Regions from separate parts of the Homo sapiens genome. Here region 2 is linked to region 1. Evidence: read pairs that join two places in POLR2A ChIA-PET (ENCODE). Cell type or tissue: IMR-90. All regions are shown on one strand. Each heading gives the region's core, and the rest is flanking DNA. Links, peaks and the distances in the headings are about the cores only.

The links. Peaks named below come from ENCODE experiments on the same cell type or tissue, not always from the same donor. Only the 100,000 strongest peaks of a DNase experiment are listed, where the experiment ranks them.
Region 2: POLR2A ChIA-PET joins it to region 1 with 13 read pairs; 2 of 35 experiments call an interaction of 5 or more read pairs at or near these places.

The regions. Positions count from the first base shown.
Region 1 is chr1:39,151,370-39,167,747 of GRCh38, reverse strand. It overlaps a transcript of MACF1 not described here and the pseudogene RNA5SP44. Among named protein-coding and RNA genes, the nearest start is that of MACF1, 45 kb to the left of the region's middle. In IMR-90, for the core only: a CTCF peak has its summit at 6,750 (motif pointing right); DNase peaks (open chromatin) are centred at 8,937, 9,307 and 12,707; H3K4me3 peaks cover 1,212 bases; H3K27ac peaks cover 3,757 bases.
Region 2 is chr1:37,955,191-37,971,568 of GRCh38, reverse strand. SF3A3 (splicing factor 3a subunit 3) reads left to right here. Exons shown (of 17, transcript NM_006802.4): 13 at 1,834-1,998; 14 at 2,105-2,215; 15 at 3,435-3,525; 16 at 11,394-11,449; 17 at 13,306-14,594. The coding sequence ends at 13,383. Among named protein-coding and RNA genes, the nearest start is that of INPP5B, 16 kb to the right of the region's middle. In IMR-90, for the core only: no CTCF peak of the experiment used is centred there; no DNase peak of the experiment used is centred there; H3K27ac peaks cover 168 bases.

The DNA.
Region 1 (16,378 bases), core at 4,943-12,942:
TGCCTGTCACCACACCCAGCTAATTTTTTTTTTTCTTTTTTGAGACAGAGTTTCACTCTTGTTGCCCAGGCTGGAGTGCAATGGCATGATCTTGGCTCACCACAACCTCTGCCTCCCAGGTTCAAGCGATTCTCCTGCCTCAGGCTCCTGAGTAGCTGGGATTACAGGCATGCACCACCACGCCCAGCTAATTTTGTATTTTTAGTAGAGACAAGTTTTCTCCATGTTGGTCAGGCTGGTCTTGAACTCCTGACTTCAGGTGATCCGCTCACCTCGGCCTCCCAAAGTGCTGGGATTACAGGCATGAGCCACCGCGCCCGGTCTAATTTTTGTATTTTTAGTAGAGATGGGGTTTCACCATGTTGGACCAGGCTGGTCTTGAACTCCTCAGGTGATCCACCCGCCTCAGCCTCCCAAAGTGCTGGATTACAGCCATGAGCCACCACACCCAGCCCAAATTCTCTTTTAGAAAGATTTCACATCCCTGGCTGTGTGCGGTGGCTCAAGCCTGTAATCCCAGCACTTTGGGAGGCCGAGGTGGGTGGATCACCCAAGGTCAGGAGTTCAAGACAAGCCTGGCCAACATGGCAAGACCCTGTCTCTACTAAAAATACAAAAATTAGCTGGGCGTGGTGGCAGGCGCCTGTAATCCCAGCTACTCGGGAGGCTGAGGCAGGAGAATCACTTGAGCCCAGGACACGGAGGTTGCAGTGAGCCGAGATTGTGCCATTGCACTGCAGCCTGGGTGACAAGAGCGAAACTCCATCAAAAAGAAAGATTTAACATCCCTGCTCTTTACTTCTCTCACCTCTTTGCATCCTAAACAAACTAAAATCAGGTACATACTTACTGGCTTAGCTATATCCCCACTTCCCTGTAAATGATCCCTATAAATGATCTTTCACACTGCTGCCAGTTATCTCTCCCCACCCCACCCCTCAAAAAATACCCACCCTAGTTGTTTATGTCATTCCTCTGTCTTAAAAATATCTAGTGCTGGCCAGGCACAGCTCACGCCTGTAATCCCAGCACTCTGGGAGGCCAAGGCAGATGGGTCACCTGAGGTCAGGAGTTTGAGACTAGCCTGGGCAACATGGTGAAACCCCGTCTCTACTAAAAATACAAAAAATCAGCCAGGTGTGGTAGTGGGCAAATCCCAGCTACTCAGGAGGCTGAGGCAGGAGAATCGCTTGAACCCAGGAGGCGGAGGTTGCAGTGAGCCAAGATCGCACCACTGCACTCCAGCCTGGGCAATAAGAGCGAAATTCCATCTCGAATGAATGAATGAATGAATGAATAAATAAATAAATAAATAAATAAATAAATAAATATCTAGTGCTGGCAGGGCATGGTTAAATAAATAAATAAATATCTAGTGCCAGTAGGGCATGGTGGCTCACACCTGTAATCCCAGCACTTTGGGATGCCAAGGTGGGCAGATCACCTGAGGTCAGGAATTCAAGATCAGCCTGGGGAACACGGTGAAACCCCATCTCTACTGAAAATACAAAAATTAGACCAGCATGGTGGCACACGCCTATAATCCCAGCTACTCGGGAGGCTGACGCAGGAGAATCACTTGAACCTGGGAGGCAGAGGTTGCAGTGAGCAGAGATATGCCATTGCACCCCAGCCTGGGTGACAGAGCAAGACTCCATCTCAAAAAAAAAAAAAAATCTAGTGCCCTCTACAGTCTCCCCACTAAACTATATGGGGCTGATAATCCCTCAAAGACAGGGACTATCAATAATCTTTGTATCCTGTCAGAAAGTTCTCAATGAAAGGAAGGAAGGAGATGGAGACTTCCAGTAAATGCAACAGGAAACATGGAACATGATCAGGGAGTGAGGCAATTAAGTTGATAACAGATTGTAAAAAAGTGATCTTCCAAATCAAAGGATTTCAAACCAAGAAGTCCAAAAGGTTCCTGCCATTCCACAATGAGCAAAAGATGCTATTTAACAACTGGTATTCATTGAAAGTACCATCCCCACAGTTGTTACAATGAGTAATCAACATAAAAGTAGTATTATCAGCCTGGGGTTTCTCCAACAACCAATAGAAACCACAGCAGCATAGTGAGGATGAAGGCCTTAACCTTTCAATACTAATGCCTACATGACAAGAAAACAAAATCAAGGATGAGGGGAAAATGGTATTGTATGCTTGTTAGCTATACAGGCTCACTCTTTGAGAAATAGGGATCGTATAACAACCATCTCCAGTTGTAACAAAAAAAATACACATTGCAAAAACAGCAGCAACTGAAACCAACCCCAAAGTGAGTTTGTGCTGATGACCCTCTCTAGCCCAGTGACATGCAGTAAGCCTAAAAAGTATACAATTAAGGAGAGAAAAAACTTTAACAGGACAAAACTATCAACTATCCAAATAAGCACATGGTCTACTAGGTGCCTAGTGCTGTAAAAGGTGTTGACAGGCCTCACCCCAGAAGCATGCAGACTTCCAGATTCCCTGCAGTGGAGAGAATCGCCCTTTTATGACAGCTTTGCTTAAGGGCTCTGGGAATGGGAAAGGCACACAGTTCTCACTATGAAGGATGCAGGACGCAAGCCTGTCAGTGACTCAAGCCATTTTCCACTATCCTAACTGCTGCAGAGACTTTCTTATTGGCCCCCTACACACAAAGTCCTACACATGTGCCTTCTTTCAGTTCTCCAGCTAACCTCCAAATATCCCCAGTCTATCATCAGCTACAAAACCTCACGTTATCTGCTCCAGGATGTCCACTCCAAGTCAGAAACAAGGATGTACTCTCATCAAGTCTATAATTCTACTCTAAGGCTATCAGTCCCACATAACAGAAGCTGATTTGCACTTGGCTGTAATACATTGATTTAAAACACAGCACCAGTTCTAGTTCTTCCAGAGGCAGAAATCTACCAAAGCAGGGGTGTGTTGACACAGTAAAGTTTGTCAACCTATTTTATCAAATTAAGCTGGCCCAATTTATTACCTCGGTGCTAGCTCAGTAACAGCAAGAAAACAAAGAGAATCTCAATCTGGTACCAATCCAGGGTTCCAATGTGGGATTCCTGTACAATATTGATGGTCATTCTTGCTACTGCAGTTTCCCAATCAACATTAATGGGTCCCTTACCACTACAAGAGAAAAGGGTACTAGGGTTGGAAGGATCAATGAAGCTATTTAAATGCCTAGAGTTGCTGTGAGAAAAGCTTCAGAGTAAAGCAGTGCAGTGATATGATGATGACATGATGGGAGCTGCTGACTAAGTGAGAAGGCCACTTGGCCCCTGTTCTACCATGAAATTAACTGGATAATAAAACATCTGAGCCAACTGGCCACTAAGCCTGAAGACAGGGCCATCCCTAGAGGACAAGGGGCCAAGAGCTATCAGAGAGGTATTCAGTGTTACAGATAGCCTCTTGTTACCCTCAGTAGCCTTTAAAAGTGAAATAAAATTAAAAGCCAACATCCAGAGCTTTGAATATATGTATTAAGACCCAGTGATTCCACTTGTGGAAATCCATCCTTAAAAAAAATCAGAAATGCACAGAAAAATTTATTTACAAGGATGTTCGTTATCATAGCAGTGAAAAATTAGCAATGTACATGCCCCGCTACTGGAGTATGTTAAATAAATGAACCTTCCATTTGATGGAATTCCATAAAACTGTAAAAAATCATGATGTAGATAAAGGTATAAAGAATGCTCACAAAATAATAAAGAGCAAGACAGAGAACTACAACAACAGATATATATAAAAGCAACATTATATACACATGGATAGAGAAAAGATGACAGAAATACAGCAAAATATGAGCCTAGTAATTTGTAGGATTTCGGTGATTTTATTAGTTTATTTTTCCCTGCTTTCTATAAGGACAATGTAGTCCATCATTTAACATCAGAAAAAAAGTCAAAAAAGTCTTTTTTCCAAGCCAAGTTGAAGAGGGGAAAAAAGCACCCCCTTAAAAAAAGAATTCACTCTCTGAGGGTGTATGTTGGGGTGTGAAAGCTTGTCCTGCTTGACTGTATGTGGTAACAGGGGACAGGCTTCTCAGAAGGCAGACTAAGTGGATGTCCCAAGTAAAGCTCTAAGATAATGAGAAACATGATCTGACAAATGTATCAGAACTAAGAGAACCAAAAAGGACCATGTTCTTTCTCAGTAGTCACTTTTTCCACTTATTCAACAATACTGTTGCTGTTCAAAATACCTGGAACCCCTCATCTGGAACTACCTACAGACTAGTAGTACCATCTTTCCAATGTTTTCAATAGTAGTGCATTTTCATTCTTTGAGATTGGGTTTAATTTTGTCTTGGGTAATATCATCTTTTGACCAAAAATTAGGTATGACTATAAAATGACTATGGAGTTTCTTTTTTTCTTTTCTTTTCTTTTTTTTTTTTTTTTTTTTGAGACAGTCTTGCTCTGTCACCCAGGCTCACCTATGATCTCAGCTCACTGCAGCCTCCGCCTCTTGGATTCAAGCGATTCTCCTGCCTTAGCCTCCTGAGGAGCTGGGACTACAGGCACGCACCACCACACTCGGCTAATTTTTGTATTTTTAGTAAAGATGGGGTTTCACCATGTTGGCCAGGATGGCCTGGATCTCCTGACCTCGTGATCCGCCAGCCTCGGCGTCCCAAAGTGCTGGGATTACAGGCGTGAGCCACCATGCCCGGCGACTATGGAGTTTCTTATGAGGGTCATAACCTGGCACTGAAGAGAAAACCCACAAAAAGCATGCTTAAATAAAAGTATGCAGCATAGGCACCATTGTTAGAATATTTTTTTAACCTCCTATGGTGACTACTGAAGGACATTTAAATATATGAGTTTAGTTCAATTCAATTCCCCCAAATACTCTTTTTATGCTTACTATGTGCCAGGCACTATGCTAGGTAAAGGAGACTCAAGGATAAATGAGACACAGTTCCCGCCTTTAGAAACAGTATCGCTAACATCTATCAGGCTCCTAGTCTGCATCAGATGTTATATTCACTATCTCATTTAATCCCCACAACATCTTGTAAAGTAAATTCTATCATCCCCTTTCTTACAAATGAAAAAACTGAAGCCTATGAAAGTTATAGAAAACTTGACCAAGCAGTAAAGACTAGCAGGAAAATCAAATGTTTAATAAAATAACTAAAACATAATGTGATATGCTCTAAAACAAGTATGTTTAAAGTGCCATGGCAACATAGATGAGGGAGAGAGAATAATTCTACTGGGAATACAAAAACAAAAACAAAACTTACGGAAGGAAAGTGAGACTTGAGCTAGGCATTGAAAGATGAGCAGAAATTTGGTACAAAGAGAAAAAAATAATGGGATTCCAGGCAGAGGAAATAAGACAGTATATGCAAAGGAAGAGAAGGGTAAAATTACATAGGTATGTTGGGGTATACTTCTTTTTTGTTTTTAATCTATCTATTTACTTAAGCGACAGAGGCCGAGCACAGTGGCTCACGCCTGTAATCCCAGCACTTTGGGAAGCCAAGGCGGGCAGATCACTTGAGGTCAGGAGTTTGAGACCAGCCTGGCCAACATGGCGAAACCCCATCTCTACTAAAAATACAAAAAATTAGCCAGGCACAGTGGCTCATGCCTGTAATCTCAGCTACTCAGGAGGCTGAGGTACAAGAATTGCTTGAACCCGGGAGGCGGAGATTGCAAAAAAAAAAGACAGAGAGACAGGGTGTACTCTGTCACCCAGGCTGTAGTGCAGTGGCATGATCATAGCTCACTCCAGCCTTGAAACCCCCAGCTGAAGTAATCCTCCCACCTCAGCCTCCTGAGTAGCTGAAACTGAAACTATAGGCGCACACCATCATGCCCGGCTAGTTTTTTTTTTTTAATTTATTTTATTATTAATTAATTAATTTGAGACAGAGTCTCGCTCTGTCGCCCAAGCTGGAGTGCAGTGGCACGATCTCTGCTCACTGCAAGCTCTGCCTCCCGGGTTCACACCATTCTCCTGCCTCAGCCTCCTGAGTAGCTGGGACTACAGGCGCCCGCCACCACGCCTGGCTAATTTTTTTGTATTTTTAGTAGAGACGGAGTTTCATCATATTGGCCAGCCTGGTCTCAAACTCCTGACGTTGTGATCCGCCCGCCTCAGCCTCCTGAAGTGCTAGGATTACAGGTGTGAGCCACCGTGCCCAGCCACCGGCTAGTTTTTGTATTGTTTTTTTGTTTGTTTGCTTGTTTTTAGAGACAGGGTTTTGCTACTGTTGCCCAGGATGGTCTCAAACTCCTAGCCTCAACTGATCCTCCTGCCTCAGCTTCCCAAAGCACTGGGATTACAGTCATGAGACACTGCACCTGGCCATTATATTTCTGTTTTAAAAGTCAGTTATCTCATAGTCCTATCATAAATTTTTCTTAGTAAAGGCTAGTGAACCACTTTCTCACCACTCTACTTCACCTACCTCTCTGCTTCCCTAATTAATCCCTAATTACCTACTTATCCCAGTCATGGCACAGGTCTGGACTCTGCCAAAAATCAGGACTCGGGCCAATAGTTCAGCCTGTCATACCCATGAGAGAGGTCCATCTGGCCAGAAATCACCCCAATAACTAAGGTTTTTGACAGGCTTGAGAAATATAAGTTAAAGCCCTCCAGAAAAAGCACGAGCAGTGGAAAATATTGCACCCCAATTCTGGATCAAAACACCAAAAATTCATAGGAATTTGGGGATCAGAACTTCAAAAACTTGTACAATGTCTCTATTCTCCCACTGGATTCCCTTCAACAGTTACCCACTAGATGGAGGAATGTCTACAAGCTGAACCATGCCAAGAAAAGCAACAGTCAGTAACTAAATGAAGAGGGGAGCCAATTACCTCTTTCCATCAGCCCTTCTGGAATACACAAAGATATTAAGTGAAAAGAAGAAGGGAAGTAACCATTCACCTTAATCAGGGGGCACAGTGGGTGAAACTCAACCCACAGGAGGATTTGACAAAGGCAATGGTTTGTATCTAACTCTCTGCCTGGCAGCCCAGAATTGGGGGAATAGTTGTCTAAGACCTATAGCAACATTCCAAAAAATGATAAGGACTAAACCAAAAAAACTACATGTCCTCTTTCCAGGAACTTCTCCCACCTGAAAAAGACTCAGGTTGCAGGAGCAAAGAAGAGTTTAAATCTGATCCTTTCTTTGGGTCAACAAGAGAAACTGCTATATATTGTATGTTTTATGCTATAAAGACTATTATACAGTGTATATAAGTGAATGAAGCAAACAATAGTGAATGAAAGATTAGAAAACAGAACTCCATTCAAGGTGAGTAGTAGTGTGGAGAGAAAAGATCTATTACCTTCACTCTAAAGCCCCATACTACAGCTCTTTGTCTCAGAGAGGAAGGTGCATTTACACATATGCTTAGTCAGATGTGGGTATTCTTCCCTTCTTCACATGGTCTCTAGCACCAGAGAGCAGCACTCTTCTCACTCCAGACTCTGGGGCTCTTTGCTGTGTTATTTGGGTTCTGTACCTCTAAGATGAACTCAGAGTGATCCTTCCACCTCAGCTTCCCAAGTAGTTAAGGGTACAGGTGCATATCACCATGCCCAGCTAATTTTTTAACATTTCTGTAGAGATGGGGGTCTCATTATGTTGCCCAGGCTGGTCTAGAACTCCTGGGTTCAAGCGATCCTCCCATCTCAGCCTCCCAAAGTGTTGGGATTACGAGTGCGAGCCACCATGCCCGACCTGTATATCCCTTTATAGCATACAAAGCTCTCCATATATATTTCTTAGAACCAGAGTTCTTCAACAGATAGTGAAAGAAAGTAAAACATCTACATACCCTGGCAAGAAGGGAGTACAGATCTCCTGCCCACACCCTGTCTGCCACTTTCCTCATCCCTGAAAAAACCCAGTTTACTCCTTTCCTCCCTCTACCCCCTCCCACTCTCTCCACACCCCATGGTTGCTCTGGGTCCAGAATCCTAACTACTGATGAAAGAAAAATGGTTTAAGCACCCTCCTCTGCAAATGGAAATAAAACCACTTATTAATTAGAGAAGGGAAAGTAAAAAGATTTCATTCATTTTTCTCTTTAATATCCAAAAAGAGTCCTACATCACATCTGAGTACATTCTTCTCATGTCTGGTCAGTGAAGAATTTGCCCATGATGCAAAGAAAACACTATTTCCTTTAAAACTTTAATAAAAAGCTTCCTCTTTCAAAGTCATTGTTTTACTCTTTACAAAGGCTTACTTTACAATGGGCTTACAAATAGCCCATCAACCTGCATTCCTCCCTCCACCCTCCTCCCCACTCCCAACTCCAGTTCTCTCCAAATGGGACTCTGACTCACTGTAGACACAAGCAACTGGAAAACCTGGCCCAAGAAACATAACTACACCTAGGTGAGGCTGCAGGGCCCTATGGCAAGAGCCCTCCACCCACACTGTCTGGCCACCTCAAAGAAAACAGGGAGTGCCCTGAGCCCTCTGAGCTCAAGAATACAGGGGACATTTCTTACTTGTCCGTTCAAGCAAGACAACAGGCTGTTGCTGAAGTACCTAAGGAGATTCTCTCCTACTCACTTAGGATTGCATTTACAAACTCTATCCCTTCTGTTTAATTGCCTAAACGCATAAAAAATAGGGCCAGCTCAGAGCAGGAGGGTTTTACAGACCCTATACAATACACACCATAATAAGTGCTCACACGATCAGCAAGGACAAAGGGTAGGGAGCCTGAAGCCTTGTAATACCTCTAAGGTTGTTGAGTCCCTCCAGGAACTTCTGATACTTGTAAGCGTTCATGCCCGGCCCAGTTGAGTTGGTTCACTGGCTGAAAGTAGGCACCATGGCACAGTGACAGCTGAGAAGTGAAAGCATGCAAACCGAATGATCTCTACTCCCGCTTCTACTAGCCCCCAAGAACTGGACTTTGACCACATTTACAAGTGACGTCACCAGAGAAGCCTCATTACATTACAGCCTTTTGAGCGCCCTCATTTGTTCCAGTGAGCGGAAATACCTCCCCAGGAGAGGCCAGCCCCTCCTTTGTGCAAATGAGCTACGGGACCACAACCGCCCCTGCCTGTCATCTGCCACCTCATCTGCCACCTTCTCTCTAGACCCCAGCCCAGGCTCCACTGGGATTACTGCTCCTCTTGCTTAAACTCTAGGGAGAGAAGCTTAAATGCTTTTCAGGACACCAGTCAGGGGCTCATTTAACATTTGAGAACAAAATCTTTAAAGGGCCATGCTCACCACAAGAATATCACCACAACAGGAGCTCTTGAGCAAATATTACATGGCAATGAGACAAGTTTTACAAAATAAACAATACTCTGTACTCTCCTTACAGCAGTCATGTTTACGGACTGGAATACAGCCACACAACAGAGGAGGCACTGCATATCAAGGCAGTTCAAGGCAAGGGGAGGGAAGAAGCAGAAACTGTCAAGCTCATTCCCTAACTGTTGAAAGCACAACCATTCAGGGAGACAGGACCCTCTCCATGGATACCTAGAGAGAAAATGCAGCCCAGATATCACCCACATATCCCCAACTCCAGGACACTATTTCACTCTGATTTGTTTCGGGGTTGCTTTAATGTGTCAGTCACTACTGCAAATTTCTTTCTACTGCTGGCCTCAAAAAGATGACCATCCCAATAGTCACAGGTTCTTAGGATAAGCTACCCATATTATAACTAAAGGGGGAAAATCCTGAAATTTCCACAGCATCTTTGTTGTAAGGAACTCAAAATGGCTCATCTGCATTATTAGACTCATCTTTGAAAGTATCTTGTGAAAATAATTGCAACTTTTCATTATCAGATGAGAAAACAGACAGAAGTCCAGCCTGAGCAACATGGCAAAACCCCGTCTCTACAAAAACTCCAAAAAATTAGCTGGGTGTGGTGGTACGTTCCTGCAGTCCCAGCTACTTGGGGAGCTGAGGATGAAGGATCGCTTGAACCTGGGAAGTTGAGGCTGCAGTGAGCCAAGATCACACCACTGCACTCTAGCCTTGGTGACAAAGTGAGGCCCTGTCTCAAAAAAAGAAAAAGTAAATAGACAGAGGTTAAGTAATCTGCCCAAAAGTCACACATCATGCCAATGAGATAGCATGGCAAGAAGCTATGTTCCCCAAATCTGAGCTTGAAAAATTCTTGCTCATCTTACCACAAAAGCCTTGGCATATTAGAAATTCAGGAGCTGTCAATTGAGTCAGATCCCTGGAACAATCCCTCATATGGGAGATACACCCACCACACTGCCACCAAGATTTGAAGTTTTTCAGACAACCTGGCTCACAAGATGCCATTGGGTGACCTAGGGAAGAGTTCACAGCATACCAAATACACTGCTCTGCAAAACTCCCAATTACAGATTGGATGCAGGTGGAGAAACTGTGTAAGTAGCATTGTAAAAACAGAGAGAAAAGGGAGTATGCCCACCTAAAAAGATCAGGCTAAATAATTGTGACAGCTGCTAAGATAATGGAAAGGGGCTGGGTGTGGTGGCTCACACCTGTAATCCCAATACTTTGGGAGGGTAAGGTGGGCGGACTGCTTGAGCTCAGAAGTTTGAGACCTGCCTGGGCAATATAGTGAGACCTCATCTCTACAAAAACTAAAAATGTTAACTAGGTGTGCTGTCCCATGACTGTAGTCCTGGCTACTGGGGAGGCTAAGGTGGGAGGATCACTTGAGCCCAGGAAGTTGAGGCTACAGTGAGCTGTGATTGCGCCACTGCACTCCAGCCTGGGTGACAGAGCAAGACCCCAACTTAGAGGAAAAAAAAAAAAAAAAGATAATGGAAAGGGAAAGTAATAACCAACCCAAGCTTTTGTGCCTTCCAATGCTACTAGTCAGTCAACAGAACCAGCAAGGTACTACTTTGTGCAGATGTGAGTATTAGGAGTTATGGAGAAACACAAATACATGGTTCATTTTTCTCAAAATGCAACTTGATAGGCAAGATTAACAGGTTAAAAAGGAGTTTAGTGCTTAAAGACCGTAAATTAGACAGTAGGATATAGTAAAAAACACAAATATAGATTCTTGTAGAGTCAATCCCAGGATTTCAGAGTCTATCTCAACTTTGCCACTAACTAGTTATATGAGGCAGGAGCCCCAAATTCTTTTTTTGTTGTTTTTGAGACAGGGTCTTGTTCTGTCACCCAGGCTGGAGTGCAGTGGCACAATCTTGGCTCACCATAGCCTTGACCTCCCAGGCTCAAGCGATACTCCCACCTCAGCCCCCCAAGTAGCTGGGACTACAGGCACACATCACTATGCCTCGCTAATTTTTGTATTTTTTGTAGAGACAGTGTTTCACCATGTTGCCCAGGCTGGTCTCGAACTTCTGGACTCAAGTGATCATCCCACCTTGGCTTCCAAAAGTGCTGGGGGCCTGGCGTAAGCCACCATGCCAAGCCCCCAAATTCTTATAAAATACTAAGTCATAGGCCAGGAGTGGTGGCTCATGCCTGTAATCCCAGCACTTTGGGAGGCTGAGGTAGGTGGATCACCTGAGGTCAGGAGTTCGAGACCAGCCTGGCCAACATGGTGAAACCCCATCTCTACTAAAAATACAAAATAGGCCAGGCACGGTGGCTCACGCCTGTAATCCCAGCACTTTGGGAGGCCGAGGCAGGCGGATCACGAGGTCAGGAGATCGAGACCACGATAAAACCCCATCTCTACTAAAAATACAAAAAATTAGCTGGGTGCGGTGGCGGGCGCCTGTAGTCCCAGATACTTGGGAGGCTGAGGCAGGAGAATGGTGTGAACCCGGGAGGCGAAGCTTGCAGTGAGCCTAGATCGCGCCACTGCACTCCAGCCTGGGCGACAGAGCAAGACTCCATCTCAAAAAAAAAAACAAAACAATTAGCCGAGCACGGTGGTGGACCCCTGTAATCCCAGCTATTTGGGAGGCTGAGGCAGGAGAATTGCTTGAAACCCGGAGGCGGAAGTTGCAGTGAGCCAAGATCGTGCCATTGCACTCCAGCCTGGGCAACAAGAGCAAAACTCCATCTTAAATAAATAAATAAAATACTAAGTCTTAACTATTTTTAGGTCATAAACTCCAGTGAGAATCTGATGAAAACTAAGGATACTTTTCCCTATAAAAATATACATATTTACCTACATACAAACTTTTGTTTACAAGTGGAGAAGTATCACATGGACCTCAGCTAAAGAACTCCTGAAATGACCTTAAGACCTCTTCTGTGTCATGATCTGAAAGCAATCAGCATAGTACAATCTGAATTTAAGTGCTGAAAAGAGTCAGATGTAAAGGAATGATCAATCAGCTAAAGAAGAGCTGGTTCCTTTTGCTTTTTTAAAGTCTATTCAGAGACTCTTCCCACCTAAAGAAGGAAAGTCGACTACACAACAGCAATCTAACAACAGGAACAACTGACTTAACCACTTGAACTAAGTGCATTTAAAAGACAACACATGCTAGTTTGTCATTTCCTCTGTGTGTTTCACCATTAAAATTGTTTCATAACATTTATCAGATAAAAATTAAACAAAAACAAGGATGTTTGGAACTATGGAATGAGTGATGGTTCCAAAGAGGCTCTTGGGAAAGGAGGGTGGTGGTGCAATGGTCTGGCTCCAGTTGTATTCTTGGAGACCAGGGATCTTTCCTCAGAGTCACAGCATTTCAAAGAACCATAGTTCAATAACTCTGCATGCCTTTCATGGCTATTCATCTTTTATCCTCCAATGGGTCCCACAAAGGCAAATAGTGAGATGTAACCTCAGGTGGTAAGAGATTCTGCCCTAAGTTCCAGACACAGACAGGGAAACGTGAAAGACTTAGGATCTGGCAGACTAATAGGCATTCTCTGGCCAGCTGCTGACAAAGCGGAAAAAAAGCCCTTCTGTCTCCAACAGCCCTTACAAAGGCACAGACACCTAAGAGCTGAGTGGAACTTGACTGAATGCAGCCAGATCAGGAAGTCCAAGACTACAGTGCCTGAGATGTGGTCCTGAGGGCTTCTGAATCTACAGTGACAGGATGGCTGTTAAAAAAAAAAAATCCCTTACCCTGCTCAAGGACAGAGCCCAGATGAGTCAGGTTCAGGATACTGCTCCTGAAACAGGGCAAGTCTGTCAGCAGACAGTTACTATCGAGGAGAAAGATCTAGACCAATGAGGCGAGAACGAATCATATCTTAGAGTTCCCATAGTTCCCCCAAAGCCCCCTAGAAATCAACACCTTCCATAATTCCTTTGAAGCAATCTTTCTCCTAAAAACAAAGGTCCCCCTCCCATAGAGCACCCACGTATCAGTGTCAGAGAAACTGAACCTGGACAGCAAGATCAAGGAATTCATTCAATCATTCATCCCACATATATCTGTTGAATGCTTACCAGGTAGGAGGCACTGACCTACATGCTAGAACCCAGAACTCAGAGTCTCACCAGAGGGAGAGCAGGACGAAAAAAATATGGCAGTGTCTCGTCCACGGCCATACCACCCTGAACACGCCTGATCTCGTCTGATTTTGGAAGCTGAGCAGGGCCAGGCCTGGTTAGTACTTGGATAGTAGAAATGGCAGTGTCTCCTCAGATTCAAAGATGAGGGTCATGGGGTCATCAAACTAAGGGCACAGCTGACTTCCAACTGCTCACTCTTCAGACAAACCCTGAAGAAATTTAAGAACAGAAAAGGTAACTCTCCTCATATAAATACACTGATTTTCTTTGAGGCAGAACTGACATCCTGACAACCAGTTGCTACTATTATCCCAAAGCAGCTGCTAACCCAGGAAACAGCAAAAATGTCTCCAGTGACTTAAGGAGCCAGTAACAAAAGCAGGTGCCAGGTTCAGGGACCTATTCAGGGAGCAACAAAGATCACTTTCTTCATTGTCTCCCCCTGGCAGCAGTGTCTGGTGGAGAGAAGCGTTGAATTACACCTTGTCCTTCTGGTCTGCTGGACAGAAAATGAGTTTGCCATTTGAAGAAAGGGCTGTCCCCAGGGCCACAGCTGCCTCTGCAGGGCTGAAGAAAGGAAGACAAAAAAAGTCAGGCTTCATACTTCGAAGGAAAGGGCTGAAATGGCAAGACCAAGTGAGGCTTTAAAGGAAATTAAGTGTAGGTCTGGCAAAAAGGGTACGAAGAGCTCTGCTCACCCTGTGGCCACCCCAGGCCTGGGTAATTACTTCACGTGGATTAGACCTATGCTTCACGGCCCAACAAGAGGCTTTAAAAGAGCCCATGCTTTAGGCTACAGACCCTCGAATAAGCTCACTCTCGTTGAGCCTTTTCTTTTTGGCTGTGGGTCCAAGGAGAAATGGTTGGCTCCTTTGAGTCCTTTCCTCCCTAAGGTGCTTATGTAATACTAAGAGATCAAATGAGGTAAGAAGCACTGAGCAACTGAGAGAGAAGGCAAAAACACTTGCTTTTAGGATAAATCTGTACCTATAGGACCTCAGATTCTAGCCCCACCTGAGACTAAGGTTCCCCTCTCAGTTTATAAAATCCCAAAATAACCTAAAAGCCTCACTGCCAGGCATTCTGAGGACCTAGGAAAAGATCAGAGGTAAGAGTCACCTTCCACTGGAACAAGGTTATAGATCTCTAGCAGAGAGATGGAAGGGTAGGAAATTGATTTCCACAAAGGCATATTGAAACAGTCAGGTGTAACAGAGGTCAGGTCAACAGCTTCCTACCACCCGCAAGAACAGTTTCTCTCATCAACTCCATCAAAACCCAGAGGATACAGCTGCACCACTAAGTCAGCTAAAGATCAGTGCCTGCTTAGGAGAACTACATTTGGTTATTCTGAAAAACCTAGTGGAAGAAAAGTGCTTACTGGCTCAACTCACCTGGGCTGTTCTGCCAGCAAATCAAACAAGTCTCTAGAAACATAGGCCACCAACTGCCTTTTTTTTTTTAATTTGTTTAAGTCACTTGGTTTGTGATAAAGTTCTGGTAGCATTCTTTTGTTGCTTTTGAGTAGAGGAAGAAGGCAAAATAAACATTTTTCAAAAGTCAGATTCCAGACACCAAAAATAACATAACGGAATTTTCCTCTGAAGCTGCCTTTTGCTAACAATGAGGCTATATTTAAAAAGAAAGTCCAAGATAGAATGTATGGTGGCACCTCCAGAATGGTAGTGTATGAATTCTGAGGAACTTTTTTACTGTGACGTCTAAGATAAAATTCTGTGGGAGAACATCACAATGTTGAGGAAGTGCTAAAAGCACCTAACAGGGAGAACGTCAATGAGGGTGTCAACATCTGTTTAAAAAGTAGTGGGTACATATGTATCTGCTATACATTTTCTGTACTTGTCTATATGCTTGAAATATACAAAATTAACAATTACAGCAATGTGACTAGAAATATTCCATGGAGTTTAAAAAAGAAAAAAAAATTAAAGCAATGAATCAAATTATCCATCAAATTTACAAGTACACATACCTTTTGAAACAGCAATTCACATTTAAGAATTTTACCTAAAGATATACACTGTGCACGCCGGGCACAGTGTTGCATGCCTGTAATCCCAGCACTTTGGGAGGCCAAGGTGGGCGGATCACAAAGTCAGGAGATCCAGACCATCCTGGCCAACATGGTGAAACCCCATTTCTACTAAAAATACAAAAATTAGCTGAGCATGGTGGTGGGCATCTGTAATCCCAGCTACTTGGGAGGCTGAGGCAGGAGAATCGCTTGAACCTGGGAGGTGGAGGTTGCAGTGAGCTGAGATTGCGCCATTGCACTCCAGCCTAGGTAACAAGAGCAAAACTCCGTCTTAAAAAAAAATAAAAAATATATATATTTTATAAAAGACAAGAATGTGAGTTCTGAATCCTGATCCCAGTACTGCCACTGAACACATACCCTTCTTAATCATTCATATACTCAACAAGCAGTTTTTTATTCACTACCCTGTGCCAAATTTGTAGAGCACTGATGGAAATGAAGAGCTCTCAGTCTCTTTCCTCTCTCAGCTTATAATCTAGTAAGGGAGACAAACAAGTAACCTAACACATAATATGGTACAACTAATGCAGATAAAGATATACAGAAGCAAAGCAAAAAGGAAGCCTAGTGGCCTAGGTAAGGATTTCCAAAGGAGATGATGCTTGAACTGGGACCTCAGGGCCACAGAGAATTAAGAGTGAGGGGAACAGGGTGTTTCAGACAGAGGAAACAAAGTAGAAACATGAGCAAACATGAAGCATTTAAGCAACTCAATTTAATATGGCTAGAATGTAGGGTGCTTTCTACTTCGGAAGAATAATGGCAGGAAATGAAAGCTTTGCATGCCATGCTAAAGAAACCAGATTCACCCCAAAGACAATGGAAACCCATTGCAAGGGCTTCCGAGTGACTATTTTTATAATCAGATTTTAATTTTAGAAAGAGCATTCTG
Region 2 (16,378 bases), core at 4,133-12,132, 1.2 Mb after region 1:
AAAATTCTCTTTTTTTTGTTGTGGTCTCTGCCAGGCTTTGGTATCAGGATGATGTTGGCCTCATAAAATGAGTTAGGGAGGATTCCCTCTTTTCCTATTGATTAGAATAGTTTCAGAAGGAATGGTACCAGCTCTTTTTGTACCTCTGGTAGAACTCGGCTGTGAATCCGTCTGGTCCTGGACTTTTTTTTGGTTGGTAGGCTATTAATTATTGCCTCAGTTTCAGAACCTGTTATTGGTCTATTCAGGGATTCAACTTCTTCCTGGTTTAGTCTTGGGAGGGTGTATGTGTCCAGGAATTTATCCATTTCTTCTAGATTTTCTAGTTTGTTTGTGTAGAGGTGTTTATAGTATTCTCTGATGGTAGTTTGTATTTCTGTGGGATCGGTGTTGATATCTCCTTTTTCGTTTTTTATTGCGTCTGTTTGATTCTTCTCTCTTCTTTATTAGTCTTGCTAGCGGTCTTATCAATTTTGTTGATCTTTTCAAAAAACCAGCTCCTGGATTCATTGATTTTTTTTGAAGGGTTTTTTTGTGTGTCTGTCTCCTTCACTTCTCCTCTGATCTTAATTATTTCTTGCCTTCTGCTAGCTTTTGAATGTGTTTGCTCTTGCTTCTCTAGTTCTTTTAATTGTGATGTTAGGGTGTCAGTTTTAGATCTTTCCTGCTTTCTTTTGTGGACATTTAGTGCTATAAATTTCCCTTTACACGCTGCTTTAAATGCGTCCCAGAGATTCTGGTATGTTGTGTCTTTGTGCTCATTGGTTTCCAAGAACACTTTATTTCTGCCTTCATTTCGTTATTTATCCAGTAGTCATTCAGGAGCAGGTTGTTCAGTTTCCATGTAGTTGAGCGGTTTTGAGTGAGTTTCTTAATCCTGAGTTCTAGTTTGACTGCACTGTCGTCTGAGAGACAGTTTGTTATAATTTCTGTTCTTTTACATTTGCTGAGGAGTGCTTTACTTCCAACTATGTGGTCAATTTTGGAATAAGTGTGATGTGGTGCTGAGAAGAATGTATATTCTGTTGATTTGGGGTGGAGAGTTCTGTAGATGTCTATTAGGTCCGCTTGGTGCAGAGCTGAGTTCAATTCCTGGATATCCTTGTTAACTTTGTCTCGTTGATCTGTCTAATGTTGACAGTGGGGTGTTAAAGTTTCCCATTATTATTGTGTGGGAGTCTAAGTCTCTTTGTAGGTCTCTGAGGACTTGCTTTATGAATCTGGGTGCTCCTGTATTGTGTGCATATTTTTTTTTTTTTTTTTTGAGAAGGAGTCTCACTCTGTCGCCCAGGCTGGAGTGCAGTGGCGGGATCAGAGCTCACTGCATCCTCAAACTCCTGGGCTCAAGCAGTCCTCCTAACTCAGCCTCCTAAAGAGCTGGGATCACAGGTGCACACCTCCATGCCTAGCCAATTTGTAAATGTTTTGTAGAGATGAGATCCCATTGTGTTGCCCAGGCTGATGTCAAACTCCTGGCCTCAAGTGATTCTCCCACCCCAGCCTCCAAAAGTGATGGGATTACAGGCGTGAGCCACCACACCCAGCCAGGAAATATTTTAGAGTCAGAATAGATGAGACTGTTTTCTGTTGTTCTATAATAGCCTCAGATGAGTAATTAGGCAAGTGATGTAAAACCTTTGACTCTTTTCTTTGGGATCAGGTAGAGCCTGCTGATAAGGAGTTCTGATATGAAGGCAAGATTTTCCTTTATTCTGTAAGAAAGAACCTTATCCTTGGAAGTAAGGGGTCAGCAAAAGTTACAGGAAAACAGGAAATTTCCCTTCTTATTCTGCACTACTTTTTTCTGACTTTTCATTTATGGACCTGCTTTAGGAACAGCGACATCTCACTCATGAAAATGTACAGCGCAAGCAAGCCAGGACAGGAGAAGAGCGAGAAGAAGAGGAAGAAGAGCAGATCAGTGAGAGTGAGAGTGAAGATGAAGAGAACGAGATCATTTACAACCCCAAAAACCTGCCACTTGGCTGGGATGGCAAAGTAAGTCTCAGCACTACCACTTTCTCCCCATTCCCCATTTTGGAAACAGATACAGAGTTTAGTAGGCTAACACTTCTTGGTTTTGTTTTGTTTTTTTCTTTTTTAGCCTATTCCCTACTGGCTGTATAAGCTTCATGGCCTAAATATCAACTACAACTGTGAGATTTGTGGAAACTACACCTACCGAGGGCCCAAAGCCTTCCAGCGACACTTTGCTGTAAGGAATTCAGAGCCATTTTTCCTGGGAATTGAAGTAAAAACATGAGACTTTTAGAGAAAAGAGTAGGAGCAGCCTATGTGGACCACTGGTGTCCAGAGCTGAAGGGAATCAGAGAAGGATGGTTTTAAAATCAAGCCCATGGCATTTGACTTTTGGCACCAATGTTAGTCTTAAATACCTGAGATAGTTTCTGGAGGAATTCTACCGCACCACTCTTTGAACCTTATTTGGTTTTCTCTTGCCTGCTCTTAAACTTCTCTGTTTTTGTCTTTCTGCTAGCATTTTAGACCAATTTCTGACTTCTTGGTTATTTCTCTACCCCATTGCTAATACTCAAGATAAAAAATAGGGCTGACTGATCTCTTTCAGATCTTAAATGGATCTTTGCCTCTTGAGAAAATAAAAAATGAAGGGGCTGATATTTATCAAGCCATTCTTGAGACAGGGTATTGTCCGGATGATACTGCTGTAAGTGGGCTCACCTCTAAGTGGGCTCTACTTAGAGTTCTTAGATTTTGGAAGGAAATTTTACAGAAAGGAAAACATTTATGCTAGACCAAGGATGACAAATTTATATGAACTCCTCTCCCCCTCTCTGAGTCATACATATTACTAATTGATAATGGGTCTTTTTTGCTGAGCCCATGAGTGAGTTCTGAATCCTTCTCAGCACCTCCTACAATGATTGGAGTTGGCATCCAGGATAAAGCCCATGCCATTTACCATCCCTTAGTTAAAACTGCCATCATGTCAGTGTATAATCTCCCTGCTCTCTCCTCACCACATCATTGTGCCTAATAAAAGTCTTCTCCTTTACCTACAAAGATGATGCTGACCTGCCATTAGTAACCCCTATTCATGCAGGTGTTTGGAGTTGCTGGGGCTTTGGTAAGTTCTCCTGCAATATGGGAGATGTAGTGAGAGTTGTGATGTTTTTCTGTGATCTTGACCCAGAGGTTTTATGTATAAGACTACTGGGTCTAGAATCTAGGTTTACAAGCCAACCCAGTGAGGCAAACAATGCAGTGCTGCTTTGAAATACCACCCTTTTGTCAGTCACAGCCAGCTGTTTACAAACATGAATCACAAAAGGAATGCTACCTTTAGGTGGAGTCTTGCAAAGGGCCATGTTAGGATTTATGAGTAGAATGGAGTTAGTGCTCTGTGTTCAGCTATTCCCATTTCACATGATCCTTTTGCTTCTCTCTTCTCCCAGGAATGGCGTCATGCTCATGGCATGAGGTGTTTGGGCATCCCAAACACTGCTCACTTTGCTAATGTGACACAGATTGAAGATGCTGTCTCCTGTAAGTAAGATTTATTTACTGTCTCCTAGGCGAGTACAAATGGCTCTACTCCTTCAATTCAGCATCCTAATACCCTGTGTATCCAGGGTTAAAGGCAGTAGGTTGTGGATATGTAAAATCTAGGACAGTTGTATAATTATTGCATTTCTGTTTTTTGTTTTGTGTTTTTTTGTTTTGTTTTGAGATGGATGGAGTCTCGCTCTGTCGCCAGGCTGGAGTGTAATGGTGCAGTCTTGGCCCACTGCAACCTCTGCCTCCCGGGCGCAAGCGATTCTCCTGCCTCAGCCTACCGAGTAGCTGGGACTACAGGCACGTGCCACCACACCTGGCTAATTTTTTTTTTTTTTTTTTTTTTTTTTTTTTTTTGTGACGGAGTCTCACTCTGTCGCCCAGGTTGGAGTGCAGTGGCATGATCTCGGCTCACTGCAAGTTCCACCTCCTGGGTTCATGCCATTCTCCTGCCTCAGCCTCCCGGTAGCTGGGACTACAGGCGCCCGCCACCACACTTGGCTAATTTTTTGTGTTTTTAGTAGAGACAGGGTTTCACAGTGTTAGCCAGGATGGTCTTGATCTCCTGACCTCATGATCCGCCCGCCTTGGCCTCCCAAAGTGCTGGGATTACAGGCATGAGCCGCCACACCTGGCTAATTTTTTGTATTTTTAGTAGAGACGGGGTTTCACTGTGTGAGCCAGGATGGCCTTGAACTCCCGACCTCAGGTGATCCGCCCACTTCAGCCTCCCAAAGTGCTGGGATTATAGGCGTGAGCCACCATGCCCAGCCTTTGTTTCTGAGACGAGTCTCACTCTGTCACCAGGCTGGAGTGCAGTGGCACGATCTTGGCTCCTGCAACCTCCGTCTCCTGGGCTCAAGCAATTCTCCTGCCTCAGCCTCCCTAGTACCTGGGATTACAGGCATGTGCCACCATGCCCAGCTAATTTTTCTATTTTTAGTAGAGATGGGCTTTCATCATGTTGGCCAGGCTGGTTGAGGTGACGAACTCCTGACCTCAAGTGATCCACCCATGTTGGCCTCCCAAAGTGCTGGGATAACAGGCGTGAGCCACCGCGCCTAATTATTGCATTTTTTTTTTTTTTTTTTTTTTTTTTGAGATGGAGTTTCGCTCATATTGCCCAGGCTGGAGTGCAATGGTGCGATCTCGGCTCACTGCAACCTGTGCCTCCTGGGTTCAAGCGATTCTCCTGCCTCAGCCTCCCGAGTAGCTGGGATTACAAGTATGCGCCACCATGCCTGGCTAATTTTGTACTTTTAGTAGAGACGGGTTTCTCCATGTTGGTCAGGCTGGTCTTGAACTCCTGACCTCAGGTGATCTGCCCACCTCGGCCTCCCAAAGTGCTGCGATTACAGGCGTGATCCACCGTGCCCAGCTAATTATTGCATTTTTAAGAGAAATGAATTAGTCGGCAATACTGATTGTTTCTCCTTTGAGAAGAGCTCTGTGCTGAGTATAAACCAGGGCTTTTAGCCTGGGTCTGTGAACTCCCTTTTATGCAAGATTTTGATTGAATGGTTGTATGGATAGTTTTCTGAATTGATTTTAATGTGTTAAATAATGACTGATATAAAGGAAAATATAGAAGTACCCTCAGTAAGCTTGTGTTAGAGGCTATAGAAACACAGCAGCAAAATACCTCTTGAAGAAAGTGAAGCGGAGTGCATGTCAGGGAATGTGCTGCTGAAGCACATAGAGGACCACCGCCAGGCTTCCTGTTTTCCCAGCAGTAGTAGCTTTCTCTGCCATTAACATTTTCATGGCAGCCTTTTCTTTTCTTCTTTTTTTTTAATTTAATTTAATTAATTAATTTATTTATTTATTTTTTTGAGACAGAGTCTTGCTCTGTCACCCAAGCTGGAGTGCAGTAGCGTGATCTCAGCTCACTGCAACCTCCACCTCCTGGTTCCAAGCGATTCTCCTGCCTCAGCCTCCCGAGTAGCTGGAATTACAAGCGCTCGCCACCACGCCTGGCTAATTTTTTTGTATTTTTAGTAGAGACGGGGTTTTAGCATGTTGGCCAGGCTGGTCTCAAACTCCTGATCTCAGGTGACCTACCTGCCTTGGCTTCCCAAAGTACTGGGATTACAGGCGTTAGCCACCGCGCCCATCCCGGCTTTTTATATTCTTTTCAGTGGATCTATGTCACATTTCACTGTTGGCTGATTAGACAGAAGTAAGGTATTTTACCCCCCCATCCCACCCCCCACTGTTAAATTACAGGCACTTTACTCTCAGTTATGTTTAGCAGGCTGTTCAGCTGTTTGGTCAGCTTGAACCTTGGGCTTCCAACTCTGTTGCCCAGGCTGGAGTGCAGTTGTGCCATCACAGCTCACTGCAATCTCTGCCTCCCAGGCTCAAGTGATCCTCCCACTTCAGATTCCCAAGCTGATGGGACTACAGGCTTGTGCCACCATGCCTGGCTAATTTTTGTATTTTTTGTAAAGATGGTGTGTCACCATGTTGCCCAGGCTGGTCTTAAAGTCCTGTACTCAAGCAATCTGCCTGTCTCAGCCTCCGAAAGTGCTGGGATTGCAGGCGTGATCCCCGCCCAACATGCAACATGCTACAACCTGTCATTTGAAACTGTTTATATTGACAGAGATTATCTCTTCAGTGGGACTGCGCTAAGATTCTTTAACTTATATAATTTCTTGACTTCTTATGACAAAGAAAGCAAGTGCTTTATAAAACTATTCTGAGTTTATTTTCTTTTTTTTTTTTTTTTTGTGCCGATGGGGTTTCCTTATGTTGCCCAGGCTGGTCTCAAACTCCTGGGCTGAAGTGATCCTCCCACCTTGGCCCTACAAAATGCTGGGATTATAGGCATGAGGCACTGCACCCAACTTTATTTTTTTATTTTTTATTTTTTTTTGAGACAGAGTCTTGCTCTGTTGCCCAGGCTGGAATGCAGTGGCTGATCTCGGCTCACTGCAACCTTCGCCTCCTGGGTTCAAGCAATTCTTGTGCCTTAACCTCCCAAGTAGCTGGGACCACAGGTATGCACCACTACGCCCAGCAATTTTTGTATTTTTAGTAGAGACGGGGTTTCACCATGTTGGCCAGGCTGGCCTGGAACTTCTGACCTCAAGTGATGCACCCGCATTGGCCTCCCAAAGTGCTAGGATTATAGGCATGAGCCACCATGCTCATGTTAAGAGAATGACTGATATAAAGGGAAAAATAGAAGTGCCCTCAGTAAGCTTGTGTTTGAGGCTATAGAAACACAGCAGCAAAATACCTCTTGAAGAAAGTGAAGTGGAGTGCATATCAGGGAATGTGCTGCTGAAGCACATAGAGGACCACCGCCAGGCTTCCTGTTTTCCCCGCAGTGGTAGCTTTCTCTGCCATTAACATTTTCATGGCAGCCTTTTTCTTTACTTCTTTTTTTATTTCATTTCATTTAATTTCTTTTTTAATTTTTAAGACAGAGTCTTGCTCTGTCAACCAGGCTGGAGTGCAGTGGCGTGATCTCAGCTCACTGCAATCTCCACCTCCTGGTTCCAAGCGATTTCTCCTGCCTCAGCCTTCCGAGTAGCTGGAATTACAGGCGCTCGCCACCACGCCTGGCTAATTTTTTTGTATTTTTAGTAGAGACAGGGTTTTAGCATGTTGGCCAGGCTGGTCTCAAATTCCTGATCTCAGGTGACTTGCCTGCCTTGGCTTCCCAAAGTGCTGGGATTACAACACGTGTGTCTTAAAACAGTCTTTCCTCTTTCCACAACGCCTTACTGCCTTCTTTGAAATCACACTTATCACGTAATTTTTTAAGGGTTAGTCATTAAGAGTCTTTCTAGAAAGAAATCGTGTTCTCTTAGCCATACAGAGTTTGTTTTTGTTCTTGTTTTTTATTTGAGACGGAGTCTCGCACTGTCGCCAGGCTGGAGTGCAGTGGCGCAATCTCTGCTCACTGCAACCTCCACCTCCCGGGTTAAAGCGATTCTTCTGTCTCAGCCTCCCAAGTAGCTGGGACTACAGGCGTGCGCCACCACACCCAGCTAATTTTTGTATTTTTAGTAGGGATGGGGTTTCACCATGCTGGCCAAGATGGTCTTGATCTCTGACCTCATGATCTGCCCGCCTTGGCCTCCCAAAGTGCTGGGATTACAGGCATGAGCCACCATGCTTGGCTCTAATTTTTTTTTTTTTTTTTTTTTTTAAGAATATCATTGGCAGGGCCAGGCGCAATGGCTCACGCCTGTAATCCCAGCACTTTGGGAGGCTGAGGCGGGCAGATAACAAGGTCAGGAGATCGAGACCATCCTAGCTCACACAGTGAAACCCCGTCTCTACTAAAAATACAAAAAATTAGTCGGACGTTGTGGCGGGCGCCTGTAGTCCCAGCTACTTGGGAGGCTGAGGCAGGAGAATGGCGTGAACCCAGGAGGCGGAGCTTGCAGTGAGCCGAGATCCTGCCACTTTACTCCAACCTGGGCGACAGAGTGAGACTCTGTCTCAAAAAAAAAAAAGAATTATCATTGGCAGTTTCATGATTCTTCAATTGTATTACTTTCAGAATTTATCTACTTAGCTGTCTAGGTTAGTCAGTTTCTCCCTATGAATGTTGTTATTGCCACTGTTTTTGATTAGTTGTATTATTTCTACCCATCATGGCTTCCCTTGAACTTTTTAGGTTCACCACATAGCATTTGTAGTTTTATTTCTACCTCAATTTCTACTGCACCCGAACCCAGCCCCTGTCTTCTCTCTCTTTTTCTGAGACAGGGTCTTGCTCTTTGCCCAGGCTGGAGTGCAGTGGTACAATCTTGGATCACTGCAGCCTCTACCTCTTGGGCTCAAGTGATTCTCATGTCACCATTCCTGGCCTGGATTAACTTGTTTAGATCATTCTTTTGAAATTTTTATTTTCTCTCTTGGAGATTTTAGCCTGCAGCAAGAGATTCTGAACTGTCATTTAAGTTGCAGTGATTTTTTTTTTTTTTTGAGACGGAGTCTCGCTCTGTTGCTCAGGCTAGAGTGCAGTGGCGCGATCTCCACTCATTGCAACCTCCACCTCCTGTGTTCAAGCGATTCTCCTGTCTCAGCCTCCCGAGTGGCTGGGACTACAGGTGCACGCCAGCATGCCCAGCTAATTTTTTGTGTGTTTTAGTAGAGGTGGGGTTTCACTTTGTTGCCCGGGCTGGTCTCCACCTCCTGAGCTCAGGCAATCCACCCACCTCAGCTTCCCAAAGTGCTAGGATTACAGGCGTGAGCCACCGCACCCGGCCGCAGTGATTTTTTTTTTTTTTTTAACTTAGAGGGTTTTACTTATAAATTTATTATGTTAGTTATTCCATTGGTTTAGATTTATGATTTTTTTTTAACTGTACAAAAGCTAAGAAAGAGCCCTCTGAAATTGCCACCGGAAATCGCCATTTAGGTGATTGGTCGCACTTTATTAATATTCTTTTTTTTTTTTTTTTTTTTTGAGATGGAGTTTCGCTCTTGTTGCCCAGACTGGAGTGCAATAGCACGATCTCGGCCCACTGCAACCTCCACCTCCCGGGTTCAAGCGATTCTCCTGCCTCAGCCTCCCAAGTAGCAGGGATTACAGGCATGCACCACCATGCCCAGTTAATTTTGCATTTTTATTAGAGATGGGGTTTCTCCATGTTGGTCAGGTTGGTCTCGAACTCCCAACCTCAGGTGATCTGCCCACCTTAGCCTCCCAAAGTGTTGGGATTACAGGCGTGAGCCACCGCGCCCAGCCTTTTTTTTTTTTTTTTTTTTTTTTTTTTTTTTTTTTGACAGTCTCGCTCTGTCACCCAGGCTGAATTCTTGGTTAGATTCTTGAAGGGCTTTGGCAAAGAACATGACAGGGTACTGCCCTGTCACATAGTAAGCACATAACTTCTCCAGTCCTTCCTGATGTGCATATTACCTGGGCTTGAAGACTTCAGCTAATGTTTTTTTTTGTTTGTTTTGTTTTGTTTTGTTTTGTTTTTTTGAGACGGAGTTTCGCTCTTGTTGCCCAGGCTGGAGTGCAGCGGTGCGATCTCGGCTCACCCAACCTCCACCTCCTGGGTTCAAGTGATTCTCCTGCCTCAGCCTCCTGAGTAGCAGGGATTACAGGCATGCACCACCACACCTGGCTAATTTTGTATTTGTAGTAGAGATGGGGTTTCTCCATGTTGGTCAGGCTGGTCTCGAACTCCCAACCTCAGGTGATCTGCCCGCCCACCTCAGCCTCCCAAAGTGCTGGGATTACAGGCGTGAGACACCGCGCCCGGCCTTTTTTTCTTTCTTTCTTTTTTTTTTTTTTTTTTTTTTTTGGCAGTCTTGCTTTGTCACCCAGGCTGAATTCTTGGTTAGATTCTTGAAGAGCTTTGGCAAAGAATATGACAGGGTCCTGCCCTGTCACATAGTAAGCACATAACTTCTCCATTCCTTCCTGATGTGCATATTACCTGGGCTTGAAGACTTCAGCTAATTTTTTTTTGTTTTTTTGAGACGGAGTTCCACTCTTGTTGCCCAGACTGGAGTGCAGTGGTGTTATCTCGGCTCACCCCAACCTCCACCTCCCAGGTTCAAGCGATTCTCCTGCCTCAGCCTCCTGAGTAGCTGGGATTACAGGCATGCACCACCACGCTCGGCTAATTTTGTATTTGTAGTAGAGGTGGGGTTTTTCCATGTTCATCAGGCTGGTCTCGAACTCCCGACCTCAGGTGTTCCGCCTGCCTCAGCTTCCCAAAGTGCTGGGATTACAGGCATGAGCCACTGTGCCTGGCCAACTTCAGCTCATTTAAAGCAATTAGCAAAGAAGGAAAAGTTGATTAGTTGAGCACCTATGTGCCAGGTGCAGAGCTAAGCATTTTATCATATATTGTTTTATTTACTATTCATTCACCCATCTTAGGCTTTAACTGTCTCTCTGTGATATTTCTTCTAATCTTGTCAAGTTTAGATTATTCTGCTTGATGGGAAAGGTGGAAACGCAGGAATCAAGTTCTGTTTTCTCATCATCTATTGATATTTTATTATCTTCCCTCTCTGGCAGTGGACCTGTCTTATGTATTACATGTAGCCATCTGTTCTAAGAGTTCACCTTCCTGACACCATACTTTAAGATTCAAGTTGTTGGCCAGGCACAGTGGCTCATGCCTGTAATCCCAGCACTTTGGGAGGCCGAGGCGGGTGGATCACGAGGTCAGGAGATGGAGACCATCCTGGCTAACACGGTGAAACCCCATCTCTACTAAAAAATACAAAAAAAATTAGCCGGGCATGGGGGCGGGCGCCTGTAGTCCCAGCTACTCGGGAGGCTGAGGCAGGAGAATGGCGTGAACCCGGGAGGCGGAGCTTGCAGTGAGCTGAGATCACCCCACTGCACTCCAGCCTGGGCGACAGAGCGAGAGTCCGTCTCAAAAAAAAAGATTCAAGTTGTTCTTTCCCTGGTTTGTATCTGTTTTTTTCTTGTGTATACTTGTCTGATCACTCCTTCTGAAGCTACAATGATTTTTTTGGATGTCTTTACCTTTTCTCCTTCATAGAGATTGTTATTGAACTATTAGAATTTTTATATTATGAGCTTTAAGAAAGTAAAGTCACTTTCCCCATTATTCTCATAGGTTGTTCCACATTAACCTCCTTCAAGAGTATCAGTTTCTCTGTTTTCGGAGGTCTTTGGTTATATTTGATCCAACTTTTATAGCAAAGCAAGATCATGATGAATTTTGCAGTGGAAAGGGTTTTGTCTATAGGTGGTCCAGAACCAAAACTCTGGTTTGGGGTAGGCAAGAATCTCAAAGGCAGAGTCTTCTAGGGAGCATCCTAATGGCAGGGAGAGAGGATTATAACACTGGATACCCAACAGATGTTCAGTCCATCCTGATTGCTGTTCATTTCTCATCCTGCAGTGTGGGCCAAACTGAAATTGCAGAAGGCTTCAGAACGATGGCAGCCTGACACTGAGGTGGGTACTAATGTGGATGGTGTTAGGGATAGTGTCAAGTGATAGAGAGCTCCCTCACCATGTAGAAAGGAGGTGAAAGATGGTCCCTGGTGTACTGCAGCAGCGAGTAGAATGTGACAATATCTACAAATTGACTTTTCCTTTTTTTTTTTTTTTTTTTTTGACACGGAGTCTCGTACTGTTGCCCGGGCTGGAGTGCAGTGGTGCAATGTCAGCTCACTGCAACTTCCGCCTCCTGGGTTCCAGCAATTCTCCTGCCTCTGTCTCTCGAGTAGCTGAGATTACAGGCGCCCGCCACCACACCCGACTAATTTTTGTATTTTTAGTAGCGACAGGGTTTCACCATGTTGGCCAGACTGGTCTCAAACTCCTCACCTCAGGTGATCCACCCATGCACGCCTGTAGTCCCAGCTACTTGGGAGGCCTAGGCACGAGAATCACTTGAACTGGGGAGGTAGAGGTTGCATGAGCCGAGATTGTGCCACTGCACTCCAGCCTGGGTGACAGAGCAAGACTCTTTCTCAAAAAATAATAATAATAATAATTAGCCAAGTGTGGTGGCGCATGCTAGTAGTCCCAGCTAATTGGGACTGAGGCAGGAGGAACGCTTGAGCCCAGGAATTTGAGGCAGCTGCTGAGCTATGATCATACCACTGCACTCCAGTCTGGGTGACAGAGTAAGACCCTGTCTCTTTAACAACAAAAAGACAGATTGTATTCTGCCATTCAAATTTTGAAATGGGCCAGGTGCAGCAGTTCATGCCCATAATCCCAGCACTTTGGGAGGCCAAAGCAGGCAGATCACTTGAGCCCAGGAATTGGAGACCAGCCTGGGCAACATGGTGAAACCATATCTCTACAAAAAATACAATAATTAGCGGGGAGTGGTGGCACATGCCTGTGGTCCCAGCTGTTCAGGAGGCTGAAGCAGGAGGATTGCTTGAGCCCAGGCTGTCGAGGGTGCAGTGAGCTGTGATCGCACCATTGCACTCCAGCCTGGGTGACAGAGCAAGAACTTACCTCACAAAAAAAAAAAAAAGAAAAAAAAGTTGAAATGGCAAGTGGGAGTACCCAATCTCATGTTCTGCCATGGAGATTTATAGACTAAAATGCCGAGACTCTGTATCATGTATTAGATCTCCTTTGAGGAAAGCATCTAATGAGAGATGATACTCTCATAGCGACAGGGAGATGTCCTTGTTGGTCTTATGATGGTCATCCCAAGCAGCAGGTTTCAGAGATCAAGAATGACATGTATGTAAGGAATGGTACTGACTCACTCCAAGTCCCATAGTAACTGACAATAGCCTCCCTTTTTTTGAGTCAGTGGTTTTCAGTATTTTTTTTCTTTTTGGCAGCAAAACTCTCTTCCACTTGTAATATAGTACTCTGATATATAAAATAGAATCAAGCAGAATTGCCCTGGACATGGGGAAGCTCAGACTTCCTGGCTTCCCTTTCAACCCCTGCAATGGCCTCTGAGCAGAATCCTGGGATTCTTGGGAACCATTTGAAAACTGCTGTTGTAGGTCAGCCTTTCTCAACCAGGGTTCCCCATCTTAAACATAGAGAGCTAAATAAACTATTTTCTCAGATACTCTAATGATGGGTCATGACTGATATCATTCTAGATGTCTACGAGAGAAGTTAATTCATTGCACACGGTGGCTGCTTTGGGGCAGTGGGACTTAATTCTCTTGTGGAACCCCAGTTGAGAAAGGCTTAGATGAATGCCAATCTTAGTGTACCAGAGTATGCCATGGAATCAGGCCAGGATGAGCTCAGGTACTTAGAGATTGGTTCCAAACATTTCTTTTAGGAGAGCTGTCTAACAAAGTGTACCCCTTCCTTTTCAGGAAGAATATGAAGACTCAAGTGGGAATGTTGTGAATAAGAAGACATACGAGGATCTGAAAAGACAAGGACTGCTCTAGTGTTCAGGGATGTAGCTCAGCTTTTGGGCTAGCCCAGGCTTCCCTAAGATCTGCTTTTTCTATTTCTCCCAACCAAATCCTCTTAAAGACCCTTTGCTATGTAGTCTCATGGTCTAGCATGCATCTTGTAGAAACAAGGCATGCTGGCAGATTGCAGGGTTGAGATGTGTTTTATCTGTTTTATATTTTAAAAGATTCTGCCAGAAAATAAAACCAGACCTTGTTCTAAAGCCCAGGGTTATGGACCAACTCAGTGCTTCAGGTCTTAACGCCTCCATACCTCTTCCTCACCAACTTTACTAGTAGCTGAGATTTAATGGGCACCTATTATGCTACATATCATGTTAGGTAAATCTGACCTGACCTCTTTCCCCACCCTCCTTTGTTGCTGCTTCCCTGAATGAGTATTACCCCAGGATGAGGTCTGCCATCAGCTTAGTTAGCCATTGATGCAAATACTAGGGAAAGACTAGGAGGATGAGCCAGGGTTGCTACTAAGGACTAAGTGTCGCACCAAGGTTTGCCTTTTGTATTTGCATAAAGAAAGGAGTTGGAGCTGGGTGCAGTGGCTTGTGCCTGTAGTCCCAGCTACTTGGGAGGCTGAGGCAGGAGGGTTGCTTGAGACTAGCCTAGGTAACATAGTGAGACCCTGTCTCATTAAAAAAAAAAAAAAGGCATGGTGGCACGCACTGTAGTCCCAGCTACTCAGGAGACTGAGGCTAGAAGATCCTTTGAACCTAGGAGTTTGAGACCAGCCTGGGCGATATAGTGAGGCCCCATCTCAAAAAAAAAAAAAGGGGGGGGGGGGGGAGTTGGGCTGTGTTGGAATGGGCCTGCAGCCCAACAAACAAGGGAACTAGGACCGACAGTGACTTCACCAGCTTGCTAGGTCAGAATGAGAGACTGGTGGGTCTGTCTACCTGTTTCTTCTACAAGATCCCTATTTGACTGTAAAAGTAGCTAATACTCACATGTTCTCCAATCCCAGGTAGCCATGGTAGAGTTGGGTAGAGTTGAGCAGCTGCCCCAGGATCCAAATGTGGTGTCTGAAATGGAAAGAACTAAGGCAACCAGGAAGGCACTGATCTGCCTTATAAGCACAGTCATCTGAAAGTCAGGCCTGCTGCAGGACAGGATCCCCCAGAGACCCCATTTGCCTCTCAACACTCAGACCTTCAACTGTTTTTTAATAAATCTACTTTTTAAAAAAATGTTAATCTTTTTCTTTATATTACACATTTATATCTTATTTTTCTAAAAACCTACCAAGAACCAGTGCCGCACTCATCCCATGCAGAGGCAGGCTGGCTAATATATCTACTTTTAAAAATTCCAACTCAGGCCATGCGCAGTAGCTGATGCCTGTAATCCAAACACTTTGGGAGGCCGAGGGCAGCAAATTACTTGAGGTCAGGAGTTGGAGACCAGCCTGGCCAACATGGCGAAACCCTGTCTCTACTAAAAATACAAAAATTAGCCAGGCGTGATGGCATGCACCTGTAGTCCCAGGTACTCAGGAGACTGAGGCAGGAGGATCACTTGAACCCAGGAGGCGAAGGTTGCCATGAGCCGAGATCACGCCACTGCACTCCAGCCTGGGTGACAGCGAGACTCCGTCTCAAAAAAAAAAAAAAAAAAATCCCAACTTGAATTAGCCTTCTGCCTCACACCAATCTTTTGCCCTGGTTATTTCCATGGCAGTAAAGTTTCACCACCCCCACCCCAGTGGCACTGCACTCTAGGTTGGTATTTTCCTTCCTAGTTCAGCCCATCCCTGTGCAACTCATTCCCTTGTGCCTTCACTCCTTCATTTAAGACTCCAGGTCGGGTGCAGTGGCTCATGCCTGTAATCCCAGCACTTTGGGAGGCCGAGGCAGGCGGATCACTTGAGGTCGGGAGTTCAAGACCAGCCTGACCAACATAGAGAAACCCTGTCTCTACTAAAAATACAAAATTAGCCAGGCGTGGTGGCACATGCCTGCGATCCCAGCTACTTGGGAGGCTGAGGCAGGAGAATCACTTGAACCTGGGAGGCGGAGGTTGCAGTGAGCCGAGATCGCGCCATTGCACTCCAGCCTGGGCAACAAGAGTGAAACTCTGTCTCAAAAAAATAAGACTCCAGTTGGACAGCCTCTCCAGGGCCTGAGCTGAAGCAGAGTGAGTGAATAATTAAACCTAATTGAGCCAACTGGAAACACTGATTAGTGGAAACTGGCCCAAAGTGCAAGGAGACATTGCCATTTGAGAAGAGAGTTAAAGCGTTGGAATGGGAAATGTGGGGAGAAGACGGCCCTTCAGACTGCTCGTCAGAACAGGGGCTGCATTGGGCTACCAAGGAATGCACCTGCTACTTTCCAGCTGTTGGAGTCCTCAAAACCCTGTCTTGAGGCTACCTGGGACTCCAGGGTTAATAGGTTCTCCCTCTACAGTGTGGAGAGGAAGTGGGACCAGGTCCTAAGGAGTCCTGCCATCCCCTTGCCCAGTAACTGCAGTCAGTGTGCGAACTCTGTGCCAGAACAACCTTGGAGGGAACCTCGGGCTTACCTGTCACAGCAAAGGCTTGTTCATTTGTTACCTTCATTCATTCAGGGTTTTTTTAGTGCCTTCCATGTGCCAGGCACAGCTAGATCAAACCTTGAAAACTAAAGCGGAGGTGAGACAGTGAGGGCAGAAGCCAGAGGTGAAGAAGCTCAGCAGCAGCCTCTGGGCACGCAGGAAGAGCCATATGGCCAGCTCCATCCAGCTGCAAGGGGCACAGCTGTTTTCTGAGGTGAAGGCAAACCACATCAGAATTGGTTCTCAGAGGTGATCCTTCAGGTTTGGACTCCATAGGGTCAACCAAAGGAAGAGAATTTCAATTGACCACCTGCCTCAGCCTCCCAAAGTGCTGGGATTTCAGTCATGAGCCACTGTGCCCAGCCAAGAATCTTTCTTAGACATGGAGTCGGAACCTTTGCCAATGCACTTACTGCTGGGAACAGTTAATTCAATTAGC